2 separate regions of the Homo sapiens genome follow, and region 2 is linked to region 1. Evidence: chromatin contacts called from ENCODE Hi-C data. All regions are on one chromosome and are shown on one strand. The core of a region is the stretch at or near the end of the contact, and the rest is flanking DNA. Distances in the headings are between cores, read along the strand shown.

Region 1 (7,970 bases), core at 2,899-5,398:
GAGCGAGACTCCATTCCAAAAAAAAAAAAAAAAAAAACCTATCACATTGGGAGACATTTTGCAATATTTTTATTGTTTTCCCTCTTTAAGCATTGTGAGACTTCACAATAAAACAAGCAGTTTTCACTTGCACACGACAGTAAACTAGAAAGTCTCGGTTTGGCTCCTATAATCTTTCAAAGTAAAACACATGAGTAAAAACACCAAATAATGGGTCACTGCTTAATCTGTTTACATAGATACTCCTTGATGGGGTTATGTCCTGATAAACCCATCATAGGTTGAAAATATGAAAAATTGAAAATTCATTTCCTACACCTAATCTACTGAACATCATAGCTTAGCCTAGCCTACCTTAAATGTGTTCAGAATACTTACATTAGCCTACTGTTGGACAAAATCACCTAACACAAAGCCTGTTTTATAATAAAGTGTTGAATATCTCATGTAATTGGTTGATTACTGTACCGAAAGTGAAAAACAGAATGGTTATGTGGATACTTGAAATATGGTTTCTACTGAATGCAAATTGCTTTCCACACCGTTGTAAAGGTGAAAAATCTTAAGTCGAAATATCACAAGCAAGGGACCATCTGTACAAGTGGCTGGGGCTGGAGATGGAAGGAACTGACTCAGAAAGCAATCAAAGTTGGCATGATTTGGTGACCTATTCTTCAGATCAGCAGTCTTTTTCCCCCAAAACCCTGGGTCTATAAACAGCTGTGAAATCAGTTCAATGGAAATTGACTGCTTTCTTAAGACAATGAAATAGTATACTGCAGACAAAAGAATATCAGAGTACTCTGCACGTTTAGTGAAATGTTTCAATGTGTGTACAGGATTAGTGTAAAATATATTTCTTATTGCGGTCAAAAAAGTTTTGAGACGTGGATCCAAAAGAATCCCAGGAAAAGAAAGAGGCTAGCTAGAATCAAGTGAAAAAGAAGGATGTGAGGCAAAGTCTACCTTCTTCAAAAACATATTTGCCATTATTTTAGGAAGCCAAACAAGGACAAGATGCAATCAATCGTATGTGTAAGTTTAAGCAGCAAAAAGTGGTAAAAACTTTTTTTTTCTGAGACAAGGTCTCACTCTGTCGCCCAGACTGGGGTGCAGTGGCATCATCTCGGCTCACTGCAAACTCTGCCTCCCAGGTTCAAGCGATTATCCCGTCTCAGCCTCCTGAGTAGCTGGGATTACAGGCGCCCACCACCATGACTGGCTAATTATTGTGGGTTTTTTTGTTTTGAGACGGACTCTTGCTTTGTCGCCCAGGCTGGAGTGCAGTGGCGCAATCTCGGCTCACTGCAACCTCTGCTTCCTGGGTTCAAGCAATTCTCCTGACTCCGCCTCCCGAGTAGCTGGAATTACAGGCACCCGCCACCACACCTGGCTAATTTTTTGTGTTTTTAGTAGAGACGGGGTTTCACGATGTTGGCCAGGCCGGTCTCAAACTCCTGACCTGAAGTGATCCACCCGCCTCGGCCTCCCAAAGTGCTGGGATTACAGACATGAGCCACCACGCTCAGCCCAATTTTTGTTTTTAGTAGAGACGGGTTTCACCTTGTTGGCCAGGCTGGTCTGAAACTCCTGGCCTCAAGTGATCCGCCCACCTTGGCCTCCCAAAGTGCTGGGATTACAGACATGAGCCACCGGCGCCAGACCAAGTGGTAAAAATTTTAATAAAAATTTCCTTTTATTAAATGGAACAATGATCAATTCTGTATCTAAGGAGATAACATCAGGATTTAGTGATCCATTTACCAAAGGCCACTCCCTAAACATTTCAACCATCTTCTCACCTTTACCTATTTTCCAATTGGTAAAATAATGGATTTTGAAAAAATAATAAACTCTAGTGTTCTATTTTTATTTTTTTAGCAATGGGATCTTGTTGTGCTGCCCAGACTGGAGTGCAGTGGCTATGCACAGGCATAATCATCTCACACTGCACCCTTGACCTCCTGAACTCAAGCCTCCTACCTCAGCCTCAGCTTCCAGAGTAGCTGGGACTACAGGAACACGAAACTGTGCCCTGCATACTCCAGTATTTTAAATGAATGGTTTTCAACCAAGGGAGATTTTATCCCCCATCCCTACCTCCCCGGACATTTGGCAATGTCTGGAAACAATCTGTCACAAATGGGGATGTGGCGAGTGATGCGATGTTACTGGCATACAGTGGGTAGAGGCCAGGAATGTTGCTAAATATTTTACTATGCACAGGACACTCCGAGCACCCTCAACAAAGAATTATCTGCCTCAAAATACCAACAGTGCTAATGCTGAGAAACCTTGCTGTAGGTCAAGACTGTATTCCTTCCAAACCTAAATAAATCCAGGACAGATACCCTTAACCAGTATCACTTTAGTTCTCAGAAGCTCAGCAACTCCATTACTAGCATACCTACAAATAGGTTTACAGCCAGGTATAAATTATAGGTTTGTCCTTTTGCTAGTGCCAGAGAACATGGAAATCTCTCCTCTGTTCATAAACTGCTATTAAAATCGTCTGTCTTTGGTATAAAGTCGGAAAGGTCTCTAATTATAAGTGTATTTCATAGGTAGTTGATTTTCAGTATTTAAATATTTTCCCTTGATCCTGAATAAATTATTGAATAAAGCAGTAAGACTCTGATACAGCCAATGTTATCAAAATTTATTTATTTCTCCAAAAGATCCTGGAATAAGCAGAGTGGGCATTACCAAAAGGAGATAGACTGCATGTAAAACACACTTCGAAGGAAATCTAATTAAAAGGCAAGGAATAATCCAGGTGATGGATGAATCTTCTGTCCCCAGAACCCTAAATATTACCCTCTTTGTTTCTTTTTTATTCCAAAGTCAGATATCCTCAAAGGAACAGCAAAAAGAGGGACTTTAGGATATCTTCAATGGTGTAAAGAAAAGAAATATATGAAAGTTCCCGGGAGAAAGAGACTAAAATAAAAGCACTGGGCACATGGATTACATAAAACAGAAAAGGGGTTGTAAGTATGTGATTATGACTAGAAACACAAAACAATCGACTTCATTTTTTATTTAATTTTAATCACAAATTATTAACCTTGCAAAGTTTTAAACATTAAAGATCTAATCTGCCTCGATCCTACTGTGTCCCTAGGATTGACACTTTGGTGTGTAGCTTTCCAAAACTTTTCTGTGGACCTACAAACATATTTGTCAGTAGAAATATGCACTATCAGGAAGGAGATATTTCTTGAACGCCTTTCCATGACAGTACATAGAGATTTCTCCCATTCGTTCTAACATTTTAACAGTCTTCCTAAAGAAGCGACTTCTGAAAGTATTATTTAAAAACAAACAAACAAAAAAAAACAACTCCTGTTCCCCAAACCTCAAGTGGTGAGGGGGCGGGGGAAAAATGCTCAAGTCGAGGAATACAGGAGCAAACTTACGCTTTCAAGGAGGTGTATGGGACTGAGGCCTAAAGGCTTCGTTAGAGAAGTCATCGTGGATAAAACATCCACCCTCACACGCCATTACAGGCACCGACTCCCCTTCCTCACAACCCCAAATCGAAGACCTCCCTCTTTTGGAGAGCCGATTGGACGACTGGTCCCAGCGCTTTCCTTAGGCTGTCCGTCTACTGGTTCCAGATTCGTTCCATCCGTTTAACCGCCCGATCCCGCATTCCCCATTGGAGTCAAACCGCTGCCTCCTGGAGAAGCCCAACCTACCGCGCGCTTCCTGCTCACTGGCTCAGTGAGACGCTGCTCAGAAGGGGAAAACCCGTCTCCCACATTCCGATGGCCCAAGGGCCGATCAGTCGGCAGCTCAAGGCAGACCCAATTGGCCTATACACAAGCCAGTCAAAGTCTTCGGCTGCACAGCTCCAAAGAACCTACGGGGATTAAAACATCCCGCCCCCTGTTCTTCTATTGGTTGGCCCGACCCACCGCTGCCCCTTCACTATCCCCCCACCCCGCCGTCCATTCATTTCACACAATAACGGGCCCAAATGGAGTCAGTTCAAGACCTACTATGGGTAGATAAGACTGTCTGCCACTTACCCGGGATTGAGAGTGATCACTCACGCTAACGTCTGCCCTGTTCCTGTATGGTGAGGCCGCACCACAAGCCACCACCGCCGCCGCCTTCTGCGCAACGCCAACCGCCCGCCAAAACGGATCCTTCCCTGCGCCTGCGCAACCAATCCTGGGACCGGACCTTTTTTCTCCGCCCACTACGCATGCGCAAAGCTAGGACAAACTCCCGCCAACACGCAGGCGCCGTAGGTTCACTGCCTACTCCTGCCCGCCATTTCACGTGTTCTCAGAGGCAGGTGGAACTTCTTAATGCGCCTGCGCAAAACTCGCCATTTTACTACACGTGCGGTCAACAAGAGTTCATTGCAAAAAAATTGTTACCTCCTGGCTGCTTGTCTAATACATAGTGTTAATCATGCTTTGCCAAGCGACTTGACTGTAATATTTGCGCGTGGAAGATTAAAAAGATGTTAAACACCCAAGGTAGATTCAAATGTGAATGATTGGTCGGTTGGCCAATCAGACTGGTTAACAATAACATTACTCGGGAACCAATGGACTCCAAGGGGTGGAGACGGCGTAGAACGACCGAAGGAATGACGTTACACAGCAATGTGGCACCACAGGCCAATAGCAGGGGGAAGCGATTTCAAGTATCCAATCAGAGCTGTTCCAGGGCGGAGTCTACCAATGCCGAAAGCGAGGAGGCGGGGTAAAAAAGAGAGGGCGAAGGTAGGCTGGCAGATACGTTCGTCAGCTTGCTCCTTTCTGCCCGTGGACGCCGCCGAAGAAGCATCGTTAAAGTCTCTCTTCACCCTGCCGTCATGTCTAAGTCAGAGGTGAGTTAGGCGCGCTTTCCCACTTGAATTTTTTCCTCTCCCTTTCCTGAATCGGTAAGATGCTGCTGGGTTTCGTTCCTTGCACCAGCCCATTCTACAGTTCCTTCGGTCGCTGCCACGGCCTACCCCTCCCAAAGTTCAAGTCGCCATTTTGTCCTCTTGATCGCCATGAGGCCGCTCTCCGCCAACCATGAGTTATCATGCGGGACTCGTTACTCGTAGCAAAATTCTTAGGCACACAGGATCTTTGTCTTTTTTTAAACCTTGCCTTGGTGAGCGAGTTTTCTAAAGAGCGATTAGTCCCATTGTGGAGATGCACCCCTACCGCCCAAGCCTTTGTTGCGCGTGCGTCGGAAGGCGACTAGGGACGCATGCGCTTGCGATTTCCTAGCACTCCCAACTCCAGCATACGGCCTCCCTTGATAGGCAGAAGCACGTGTCTTGTTGCGACCTGAACGAACAATAAGTGCTAGGTACACAGTTGGTGTCTAGTTTTTCTTTTCCTCGATGGAAATTGTTTCGTGTTGTAGCCCATTTAACACTTCCCCCTCCCCCCACTCTAGTCTCCTAAAGAGCCCGAACAGCTGAGGAAGCTCTTCATTGGAGGGTTGAGCTTTGAAACAACTGATGAGAGCCTGAGGAGCCATTTTGAGCAATGGGGAACGCTCACGGACTGTGTGGTAAGATTTGGAAGGGACAAAGCAGTAAAACAGCCGATTTCCTTGGCTTATCTTGGTGCAGTCTTCTCCGAATGCTTATGAAAGTAGTTAATAGCATTATAGTTAGAGCTTTGTTGGCAAAGGAACGTCCTGCTTTGATTTTAAAAGCTACCTCTTAAATCTAGGGTAGTGGGAAACTGGACGACTTTTTATAAAAGGCTGGTGTAAAGTTTCCTATTGCCCTATTCAAAGTTAAAATGACAAAAGCTTTTGCGGTCAGACTTTGTGTTACATAAATTAACACTGTTCTCAGGTAATGAGAGATCCAAACACCAAGCGCTCCAGGGGCTTTGGGTTTGTCACATATGCCACTGTGGAGGAGGTGGATGCAGCTATGAATGCAAGGCCACACAAGGTGGATGGAAGAGTTGTGGAACCAAAGAGAGCTGTCTCCAGAGAAGTGAGTGGGTTTTTTTTCTTCTTCTTCTTAAACTTACTTGGATATGTGCTGCTATGGACTTAAGATTCGGGAGTTTTCTAAACTTACCAAAATTTTTTATTCGAGTATAGGCTTTGCTAATCTAAACCTATGGTTTTTCTCCTATTAGGATTCTCAAAGACCAGGTGCCCACTTAACTGTGAAAAAGATATTTGTTGGTGGCATTAAAGAAGACACTGAAGAACATCACCTAAGAGATTATTTTGAACAGTATGGAAAAATTGAAGTGATTGAAATCATGACTGACCGAGGCAGTGGCAAGAAAAGGGGCTTTGCCTTTGTAACCTTTGACGACCATGACTCCGTGGATAAGATTGTCAGTAAGTATCAGATAGTGGCATTTAGTAAGGGTTCCACAATCTGTATGGCATTCTAAACCCTGATACCATGTTGTATCTATGTTTTTTTTTTAGTTCAGAAATACCATACTGTGAATGGCCACAACTGTGAAGTTAGAAAAGCCCTGTCAAAGCAAGAGATGGCTAGTGCTTCATCCAGCCAAAGAGGTATGCTTGTTGCTTAATTAAACCTTAAAGGTAACTTTGAGTTACTCCAGTATGAATGATTTAATGCTTAAACTTCATGTCTTAAGGTCGAAGTGGTTCTGGAAACTTTGGTGGTGGTCGTGGAGGTGGTTTCGGTGGGAATGACAACTTCGGTCGTGGAGGAAACTTCAGTGGTCGTGGTATGTATGGTTTATCTACATGTAGTTCTGACTTCTCACCATCTTTGCTATGAAGATTTTACAGTACGGGAACTGCATTCAGAATGTCACTTTAAGTCCAAGTCATACTTAAAACTTGAAACTTTTTCTTACAGGTGGCTTTGGTGGCAGCCGTGGTGGTGGTGGATATGGTGGCAGTGGGGATGGCTATAATGGATTTGGTAATGATGGTAAGTTTTTTAGGAATAAGTAGAGAAAAATTCCTGGCAACCTGGATCTTTAGAATAGGTTAGTAGAGACTAAAATTCTGGTGCATGTCAAACTCAACTTTGCCCATAACACGCATGCTGTGAGCAGGCCTTCAGCCGTTACACTTGCACAAGTTTTCATTGTCAAATACTTTTGTCTTATTGAGAAGAATTGTATTCTTGTAGGTGGTTATGGAGGAGGCGGCCCTGGTTACTCTGGAGGAAGCAGAGGCTATGGAAGTGGTGGACAGGGTTATGGAAACCAGGGCAGTGGCTATGGCGGGAGTGGCAGCTATGACAGCTATAACAACGGAGGCGGAGGCGGCTTTGGCGGTGGTAGTGGTAGGTATCCAGTGATCCAAGTACTTGGTGTGACAGCTAGATTAGCCTTTTAGAGCTTGGGTTCTGGTGCTGTTGAAGCATTGTGTGGTACACTGCATGGTATATTAAAAACAAATGGGCTTGCTATGCTACCTCCTCCTAGCTTTAAGCTGGGGCCGCCTCACTCCCAAATAGTAGAGATAAGTGGATAGTGTTGTCTTTGAGTTAGATTAGTATCATAGAAGGATTTAGTATTTTAACTCCTTTGGGACCTTAGGCGCTTAGTTGATGTATCCAAGATACTTCTGCTTGCTGTGGCCCTGGATCCGTGAAGGCCTTCAAGGCTGAAGGGTATGCTTGTGCCACTCTGAAAATCTCTTTATTTTATGTCATGGTGAGTTAGGCCAGTTTTCTTTGTATTACTGGATTATTCAACTGAATGCCTTTCCCAGAGAATGAAATGCAAAGATTGGAGTCACCATAGTTTGGGAGAAAGGAAGGCTGATAACTCAACCTTATTTTATTCTGACTGCTAAACAGAATTGGAAACTAACATCATCCTCAGGTAACAGATAAAGGCCCTCTTTCCCATTCATAGGAAGCAATTTTGGAGGTGGTGGAAGCTACAATGATTTTGGGAATTACAACAATCAGTCTTCAAATTTTGGACCCATGAAGGGAGGAAATTTTGGAGGCAGAAGCTCTGGCCCCTATGGCGGTGGAGGCCAAT
Region 2 (7,970 bases), core at 2,247-4,746, 3.2 Mb after region 1:
TCCCTTGGTCTTCCTCCTCTTCCTCCTGAGCCAGGGAGCTCTGACTGGAATCTGGAGAGTGAGGGCTCTGGGAGGTGCTTGTGACCTCTGCTGGTTCTGGCTCCTCCTCAGTCAGCCAAGCCAGAGAAGCAGGGTCAAGAGTGGTGAAGATTTTTGATTCTTCCTTCAAGGAAATGAGGAAAGGGAACATAGATATTAGTTGAGAAGGGAAAGGTAACATCCCCCTTTAGCTTTAGGGCTAACATTCTTACCTCTTCATTTCCAGGAGGTGAAACATAGGTACCCCCATTTTCATCTGAAGACAGGACCTCTTGCAGGTCCTCATACCAGGCTTCCAGCTCCCAGCTGGACAGTGTCCCGAAGGAGAAAGGCAATGACTCAGCTGCCATCTCTGCAGTTGGATCAGTCTGGAAAAGCACATCTGCAGGATAATGGGGAGTGGCTGGAACAAGCTCCATGTAGCAAACAGTCTATGCCACAAGTTGGCAAGCTGGTCTGATGCCTGTTTTTGTAGGTAAAGTTGTACTGGAATACAGCCACATCTGTTTATTTACATATTGTTTATGGCTGCTTTGGTGCTACAGTGGCAGAGATGAAGAGTCACGCTAGAGACTATAGGACTTTTAACATCTAAAATATTTACTGTCCTGCCGTTTAAAATTTTTGGAAAAGGGTAGGTTAAGTTTACCTGCTTTCAGGTGTGGTGATGTATGAAGATACACTTCCTTCTTGAACACTGTGGGCAACAAAGAGAAATGTCAGCCATTTTTGGAAGGGGGAGAGGCAACTTACTTTTCTTTTTCTTTTTTTCTTTCTTTTTTTTTTTTTGAGACCAAGTCTTGCTCTGTTGCCAGGCTGAAGTGCAGTGGTGCGATCTCGGCTCACTGCAACCTCTGCCTCCTCGGTTCAAGTGATTCTTCTGCCTCGGCCTCCCGAGTAGCTGGGACTACAGGCGCGTGCCACCACGCCCAGCTAATTTTTGTGTTTTTAGCAGAGATAGGGTTTCACTATGTTGGCCAGGATGGTCTCCATCTCTTAACCTTGTGATCCATCGCTTCCCAAAGTGCTGGGATTATAGGCATGAGCTACCGTGCTGGGCCCTTATTTTTCTTTTACCTCCAGCCTCCTACTGGTCCTTCCTTACTTCTGGTCTTGTGGGGTATGCATACTTGGTCCCTGTAGCCATTTCGAAGGGCAGAAGAGGGCCTGACTTTCTTTATTTTTAGTTGCTGACATTTGTAGTCCTGGTTACATAATAGTAAAGTCCTGGCCAACTCAGCTTTCTCTAAATCCAAAGCAGGCCTCAAATCTGCCAGGGTAAAAACTAAACTACAGGGAAGGGAACAAATCATAGCATTTTCCTAACTCCATTCCCACAGGGCTGACATCCTCCAAATGTACATTTCCAGTCTGGACCTCTTCCAGAACTTCAGACTCTGCTGTCTACTGCCTACTTGCCATTTCTTTTTCAATGTCTAATAGGCACCTAAGACTATGTGCAAAGGCAAACTCTTGCTGATTTTCCCCTTCCAAGGTCATCCCCATCTCAGATGACAACTCTAGTTGCTTAAGCTAAAAACCTTGGTATCATCCTTCATTCCTCTTCTCTCACACCCTGCAATCCAAAGTACTAGCAAATTTTAACTCATTCCTTTTTTTCTGAGACGGGTCTCACTCTTTTTGCCCAGGCTGGAAGGCAGTGGCGCAATCGGCTCACTGCAACCTCCGCCTGCTGGGTTCAAGCGATTCTCCTGCTTCAGCCTCCGGAGTAGCTGGGATTACAGGCATGCACTGCCATGCCCGGCTAATTTTTGTATTTTTAGTAAAGATGGGATTTCACCATGTTGGCCAGGCTGGTCTTGAACTCCTGACCTCAGGTGATCCACCCACCTCTGGTCTCCCAAAGTGCTGGGATTACAGGTGTGAGCCACCATGCCCGGCCCTTAACTCATTCTTTAAAAATGAGTTTTTAAAACCTTTGCTTAGAAGAATCTAAACACTTCTAATTCCATTGTTTCCAATCTAGATCAATTCACTACCATCTCTAAATTACTGCAGAAACTTTCTGACTGCAGAAGGTCTTCCCATTTCTTCTCTTGCCACCCCTCCGCAACTCTATTCACCATACAGCAGCCTGAGTGAGCCTTTTAAAACAGGTCATTCCTCTGCTCAAACCCTCCAATGACTTCCTATTTCATGTCATGGAAGTCACTGAAGGGTTTTGAGTGGAGGAATTACCTAAGGTAATTCCTGACCACCTGATGTAACACTCTGACCTCCATCCTGAACATTCTCCATTCCTTTCTCTGCTTTAGCTTTCTCCGTGGCACTTATATTTTGTTTACTGTAGGCCTCCCACTGAGATGATTTTTTCCTCTTGCTCAAGGATGTACCCTGAGCCCCAAACTGTGTGGCACACAGTAGGTCCTCATTAAGTATTTGTTAAGAATGAATGGATAAACTCCCCCCAGTCTCTCTTATAGGGAAGGGGCAGAAGCAGAGTGGCAGCTGCTGATCCCTAGGGGCTAGAGATGCAATATTGCCCGAAGTATTTCTCTGCAGGGCTGTCCTCCCTGGGGAACCCTCCCTTGCCTTCCAGTGTGTGGGACTTGGCTTTCATCAGCAGTAGAGCCTCAGGTCAGAAGGCTGCAGAGCCAAACGGGGCTGGCCTGATGCAATGGTTACACAGAGATTAGCTGGGAGACAGGACCGGGTTAAAGAGGCAGGGACTAATCCCGAGGGAAGGACAATACCCTGGGGAGACCCCAAATGGCCTCCTACACTTAAGAGATCCAGGCTGCTCTCTTGTGCAGGAGGCCCAGAGACCTCTACGGCAAAAGGAAAACACACCACTCCCTGTCCATCGGCACCCCTCCCAAAGGCTTGTGTCTCCTCAAGGTTCCCCTATCCGCTGCAGGGTCCAGTAGCCCCAGCTACCAAGGTGGCCATGCTGACACCAGAGGCACTGAGACTGAGACAGAATTGGGGGTGGGGTAGGGAGAAGGCCCGCTGGTGGCGAAGCGGCGGAAACGGCCTGAGCGATGGTCACCCAGTCTTAGAGCGGGGGTGTGTCCTGCTGACCTGCCTCCCCGCGGACAGGCCTAACGATGAGGCCTGAAGTTGGCTACGGGAAAGAATGAATTTCCCAAGGGCAACCGAGGTCCCTTTGCCCAGCAGCACAGAGCAGGGCCCGTGTTCCGGCTCCGGGCAGGGGTGGAGAGACGCCGTCGTCCGAAGCAATAGGGGTTTGTAAGCACCACCCCAGAATAAGGGACTCTCCCCATTCCTCTCTCGGACGGTCCCTAACTTCACTGTGGAGGAGTGAGGCCGATCCTAAAGAGCGGACGCCCCAACTTTGAGGAGACGGGAGGGTAAAAGGTAGATGGGAATCAGTACTCGCCTCTCTCCTCAGGTTCCAGCTCTGATTTTGGCTCTGTCGCTGCCACCCGCTCATCTTTAACATGATACGCTCAGTGCCTTAGACTTAAGTCTCTGACCTCGGGAGCGCCTGGCTGTAATCTTTTACCATGGCCTTGCCCTCCTCTCAGGGGCGGGACCCCAAAACCTACCAATCAGAAAGTGGCACGCCGGCATTGGCCCCGCCCCGTCCCTCGCATCCGCCACTCAGGAGCCCCGCGGCACCGCCCCCGTCGCTCCCTCTCGCTAGGGGGTCGACGTAGTGTCGGACCCGGAAGTGGCTTTGGGTCACGAGGCTTCACGGAGGAGGTGGGTGAGTCATGCGCGCGCGCGGAGGGGAGTGTAGCGGGGGGGGAGGGGAGGAAAGGGGGGCGGGGATGATGCAATGTTTGGCAACCGGTGTCTGCACGCGCACGCGCAGGGGACACCGAGGGTGGTGGGAGGTGCGGAGGGTGGGGGAGAGGAGAGAGGGCGGGGCGCCAGCTCCCGGCGCCCAACGGCCCCAACGGCTATCAGCCTTGGTCGCCCCTAGTCGGTCGTGAGCCTCTTTGCCGCTTGTCTCCCCCAGAAGCTGCTGTTCCGCCCACCTAGCTTTACCCGCCGTTTTACCCCCACTATAAGGGACTCCCATATTTCTTGGCCCCTCCCAGCTAATGGGCACATAGGCCTTTTGAACTTTTCTTTTTAAAGTTGGTATCCATCCACTGGGATTGTCGACATCTCGAGTCTTCTTAAAGAGGTCTCCTGGCCGGGCTCAGTGGCTTACGCCTGTAATCCCAGCACTTTGGGAGGCTGAGGAGAGCGGATCACTTGAGGTCAGGAGTTCGAGATCAGCCTGACCAACATGGTGAAACCCCGTCTCTACTAAAAATACAAAAATTAGCCGGGTGTGGTGATGCGCGCCTGTAATCCCAGCTACTCTGGAGGCAGAGGCAGAAGAATCGCTTGAACCCTGGAGGCGGATGTTGCAGTGACCGAGATCGCGCCACTGCACTCCAGCCTGGGTGACAGAGCGAGACTACGTTTCACCAAAAACAAAAAACAAAACAAACAAACAAAAAAACGGGGGTGGTCTCCTGTTCTAGCCCCGTAAATCTCCCAAAAGGGGCCGAGGTACTGGAATCCCTTGGTAGTCATTTTCCGCTTCTCTCAGAACAGCGCCCTTGACTTTTACCTTGTAGTTGGTAAGCCCTCAGCCTGCCAGAAGTCATGTATTTTGCCCAGTGGACCCGATTCTGTTTGGCCACCTATTTTCCCCCACGGTACTCCTATGGCTTTCTCCAAGACCCTCTCTTGCTGTACCAGACAGCAAGTCCTGTGACTCCCTGTGTGAGGAGCGCGGCACAGGCCTGCCTCCTAGGTGTTCGGGTCGAGATTTACAGCGGAGTCTCATCCCGGGACGTGTGAGTGCACTTCAGCGCAGGACTGCCCTGGACTGGGGAGACCGGAGCCGCGATTTTAGACTCAACTCCCCATCACTTGCCAAGGGATCTTACCGTCCTTGTTTGTAAATTAAAGATAAAAGTTGTGAAGGTAAAATGAGAACCATGAACTTGGAGGCAACTTGACCAAAAGTAAAACGCACCACCCAGAATGCAAAGTATTTTTCTTGTGCCTTGAAAACAGAGGCCATGTGGTGGCCTGTTACATATCCTGTCATACCCTCATGGGGGCAGCCAGAGTTTAAGTAGAAACTGTCACAAGGCCGGTTGTGACTGGAGTGGTGTGGCAATGACAGGTCTTTGGTTAGGCTGCTCCGCTGCTCCACACCTCCATTTCCTCTCTGAAAATGGGGGTAGTGTGGAGGGTGGACCAGATGGTCTCCCCTGGCCTAAAGACAGACCAGGTTGTCAGTGACAGGCAGAGGTCATGTGACTTGACAGGCTGAGGTCGTGTTGTGACATGTTGACCTGGGGAGGCGGGTCAAGTCCCAGCACACTACCCGGGAAGCCTTTGGGGCGGGGCAGGGCAAGTCGCGACTTTCATCTTTCGGGGCCTGGCCCCTCCCGGACCTGGCATTCCTGGTTCCCGCAACAGACTGTGGCTTTGGAAGGGGCCCCTCCCTGAGGAGGGCTGGGATTGGCCACCAGTGGCCTGGGAAGAGGCGCAGATCCTTCCGCGGAGGGCGGGGGGGCCGCGTGGGGTGTTTGTTCTCTTGGGGATTAATGGGGGGTTGTGGGGGAGGGGTAGGCGCGCTCCCGCATGCGCACTGCAGCCCCTCCAGTTGGCTCGTCGCTGTCCGCTGGGCGGGGGCCCGGCCCCGCCCCTCTCCCGTCCGGGCAGCGGCGGAGGCGGCGGCTCCTGCGGCGGCGGCTGCGGCAGCGACGGCGGCGGCGGCAGCGGCAGCAGCCTGCGCAGTGCCTTCTGGGAACGGAATCCCCAGGGCTGCCCCTGGCCCCCATGGCGCATGCGCGGGAGGCCGCTCGGTGATCCGCGGCGGCGGCAGCGGCGCTTCCTGCTAGGACCGGCCGGGGCCGTACCGGAGGCTCGGGCTCCACCGACCCTCCTCCCACCCCCTCCCACTCACCCTCTGGGCCGCGACTGCGCAGGGCGGGGCCGGCCGAACCATGGGCCGCGGTGAGTGCGGGGCCCGGCCCCCCCCACCCTGCCCCTCCCCCTCCCGTCCCTACCCTCTGCCCCCTCCGCGTCCTCTCGGCCCCTTTCCCCGGCCCCATCCCCACTCCCCCGCCCTCACCTGCCCCCGCCGCTTCTCCCTCTCACTGCCAGACTTCTGCCTTCCTCACCGCCCTCCCCTCAGTGCTTCGCCCACCCTCCGCCCGCCCTCTCCCCAAGTTCCTTCCTACTTCGTGCGCCTTCCCCTCCTCCTCAAGCTGAGGGAAGCAGTCTGGGTGACAGGGCGCCTTGTTGTGAGAGGGAAAGTTTGGAAGCCGCCAGTGTGGGGTGGGAGCAATGGTGAGGCTGGGGAGGATACCTGCAGGTTGGAGGGGCTTCCCCTTCTATCGGAGGACAGGCTCTCTTGGAGATAATCGGAAGCCAGTGGAATAGGAGGTTCTGAATCCCTTTGCCGTAGGCTTGAGGGAAAATCAGGAGCTTCCCAGGATCCTGGGAGAAGACTGAGCTGTGATCCTCACCTCTTAAGACCCGAATGAACTATATCAGCGATTGTCTGATGGAGCAGGCATGGGGGGAGTTCTGCTGGTACCACCCCAGCGGGCAGTTGGGCAATTGCCTGGTGACCTGTGGGGCAATCTGTACTTTTTATATCATCTTCCTGGGTAGAGAACAACAGGAGCCAGACACTCTGGGAAACTTCCTAGTGGCCTAGCATTATGGGAATGTGCCCATACTCCTGGTTGAAGTCTTCTACTCCGAATGGAGGGAGGCCTTGCCCTTCATATGCCTAAGAATTGGGCTAGACTTTCTTGGTCCCAGGGAGCTGAGGTTCTGACCCTCTGGTCCCTAGGGACTGGGCTTGGAAAGGATGGTTGTAGACTAAGCCAGCAGATCCCCGAGATCTTTATAGGTGCTTGCCTCACATTGTTAAGGATCTTTCTTTTGAGAGGGTGCTGGGCTGTGCTGCTCTTTAGAGTTGGGCAGACTCCTGACAGTCCCATCTCTCTACTTGCGTTGCAGGTGTGGGCTAAGCTGGTGGCCCCGGCTTTAGACTGGACCCCACAATGTTTGCAGAGATGTTCAGGTAGCTGTGGTGATACGGCAGAGGACTCCTCAGTCTCCCTCCCAGCTGAGGGGTTCCCCTTGCTCCTCTGGGGCTTCCCCTGAGTTTTCTTGGGTCTCCCCACAACCTTTGCCTTCCTGGAGTCCTCTCTCAGGTACTTCGCTCAGTTTAATCCTCCTAGTGCCTACATGGATGTCTGTGTTATCAGGCACGCGGGAGCTGATTACACACAATGAATGGGGGCAATGAGAGCAGTGGAGCAGACAGAGCTGGGGGCCCTGTGGCCACATCTGTCCCCATCGGCTGGCAGCGCTGTGTGCGAGAGGGTGCTGTGCTCTACATCAGGTACGGATCTTCACAGGTCCCCAAGCTCTGCCACTCCAGTTGCCCAGGTTTTCTTTCTTCCGTTTCTTCTCTCAGCTCAGCTCTCTGGTACCCGATTGCTCTCCTCTCTTCCCCTTCCTTCCTCAGCCTTTTTGCTTTCTGTAGCTCTGGGCCTTTGAATCCATTCTCCCTTTTTCTGTGTCTTCCCACATTCCTTATCCTCTGTTCTTCTAGGAGGATCTGTAACTTAAGCACTGTGCTTTAGGAGTATTGCCTGATTCGCTGCCAGCTAACCCCATGTCCTCTGACCCTGTCCTCTCGCAGTCCAAGTGGCACAGAGCTGTCTTCCTTGGAGCAAACCCGGAGCTACCTCCTCAGCGATGGGACCTGCAAGTGCGGTCTGGAGTGTCCACTTAATGTCCCCAAGGTCAGAGTGGTGAGGGGCGCCTGAGAGTACAGAGATAAGCTAAAAGTCTTAATGCAAATCACTGACTGAGGTAGCCCTTCTCACAGGTTCCAGCCCCTCAGGGTCCCTGTCCTTGCTTTCCACCTTACAGGTTTTCAACTTTGACCCTTTGGCCCCGGTGACCCC

What was found. Hi-C counts contacts between places; a loop is a spot of excess contacts on that map. Pooled maps may share reads with other maps.
Region 2: a loop to region 1 is called in a map of naive thymus-derived CD4-positive, alpha-beta T cell, with 15 times the contacts of the local background. The contact joins the promoter of DDIT3 here to the promoter of CBX5 in region 1. A Hi-C loop is called at or near these places in 1 of 168 maps with a recorded cell type or tissue (naive thymus-derived CD4-positive, alpha-beta T cell), 1 of 37 single-sample maps with no recorded cell type and 8 of 50 pooled maps.

The regions. Positions count from the first base shown.
Region 1 is chr12:54,275,974-54,283,943 of GRCh38, forward strand. It overlaps CBX5 (chromobox 5), which reads right to left and starts at 4,149. Exons shown (of 5, transcript NM_012117.3): 1 at 4,035-4,149. HNRNPA1 (heterogeneous nuclear ribonucleoprotein A1) reads left to right here and starts at 4,753. Exons shown (of 11, transcript NM_031157.4): 1 at 4,753-4,849; 2 at 5,413-5,529; 3 at 5,822-5,968; 4 at 6,117-6,327; 5 at 6,421-6,513; 6 at 6,600-6,692; 7 at 6,827-6,901; 8 at 7,106-7,261; 9 at 7,839-7,970. The coding sequence starts at 4,835. It overlaps SCAT2 (S-phase cancer associated transcript 2), which reads left to right. Exons shown (of 2, transcript NR_157844.1): 2 at 2,679-3,090. RefSeq lists enhancers at 3,512-3,601, 3,754-4,513, 4,032-4,081, 4,372-4,461, 4,472-4,531 and 1 more and a cis regulatory region at 3,548-5,848.
Region 2 is chr12:57,517,018-57,524,987 of GRCh38, forward strand. DDIT3 (DNA damage inducible transcript 3) reads right to left here and starts at 3,497. Exons shown (of 4, transcript NM_004083.6): 1 at 3,401-3,497; 2 at 689-736; 3 at 252-421; 4 at 1-163. The coding sequence starts at 389. It overlaps LOC128125814, which reads right to left and starts at 3,463. Exons shown (of 2, transcript NM_001414991.1): 1 at 3,401-3,463; 2 at 695-736. The coding sequence starts at 3,463. The coding sequence ends at 695. It overlaps MBD6 (methyl-CpG binding domain protein 6), which reads left to right and starts at 5,807. Exons shown (of 13, transcript NM_052897.4): 1 at 5,807-5,994; 2 at 7,012-7,075; 3 at 7,263-7,399; 4 at 7,703-7,805; 5 at 7,936-7,970. The coding sequence starts at 7,287. MIR616 (microRNA 616) reads right to left here and starts at 2,242; the gene lies at 2,146-2,242. RefSeq lists enhancers at 2,333-3,294, 3,265-3,394, 3,269-4,468, 3,295-4,254, 4,255-5,215 and 4 more and silencers at 3,465-3,924, 5,639-6,038.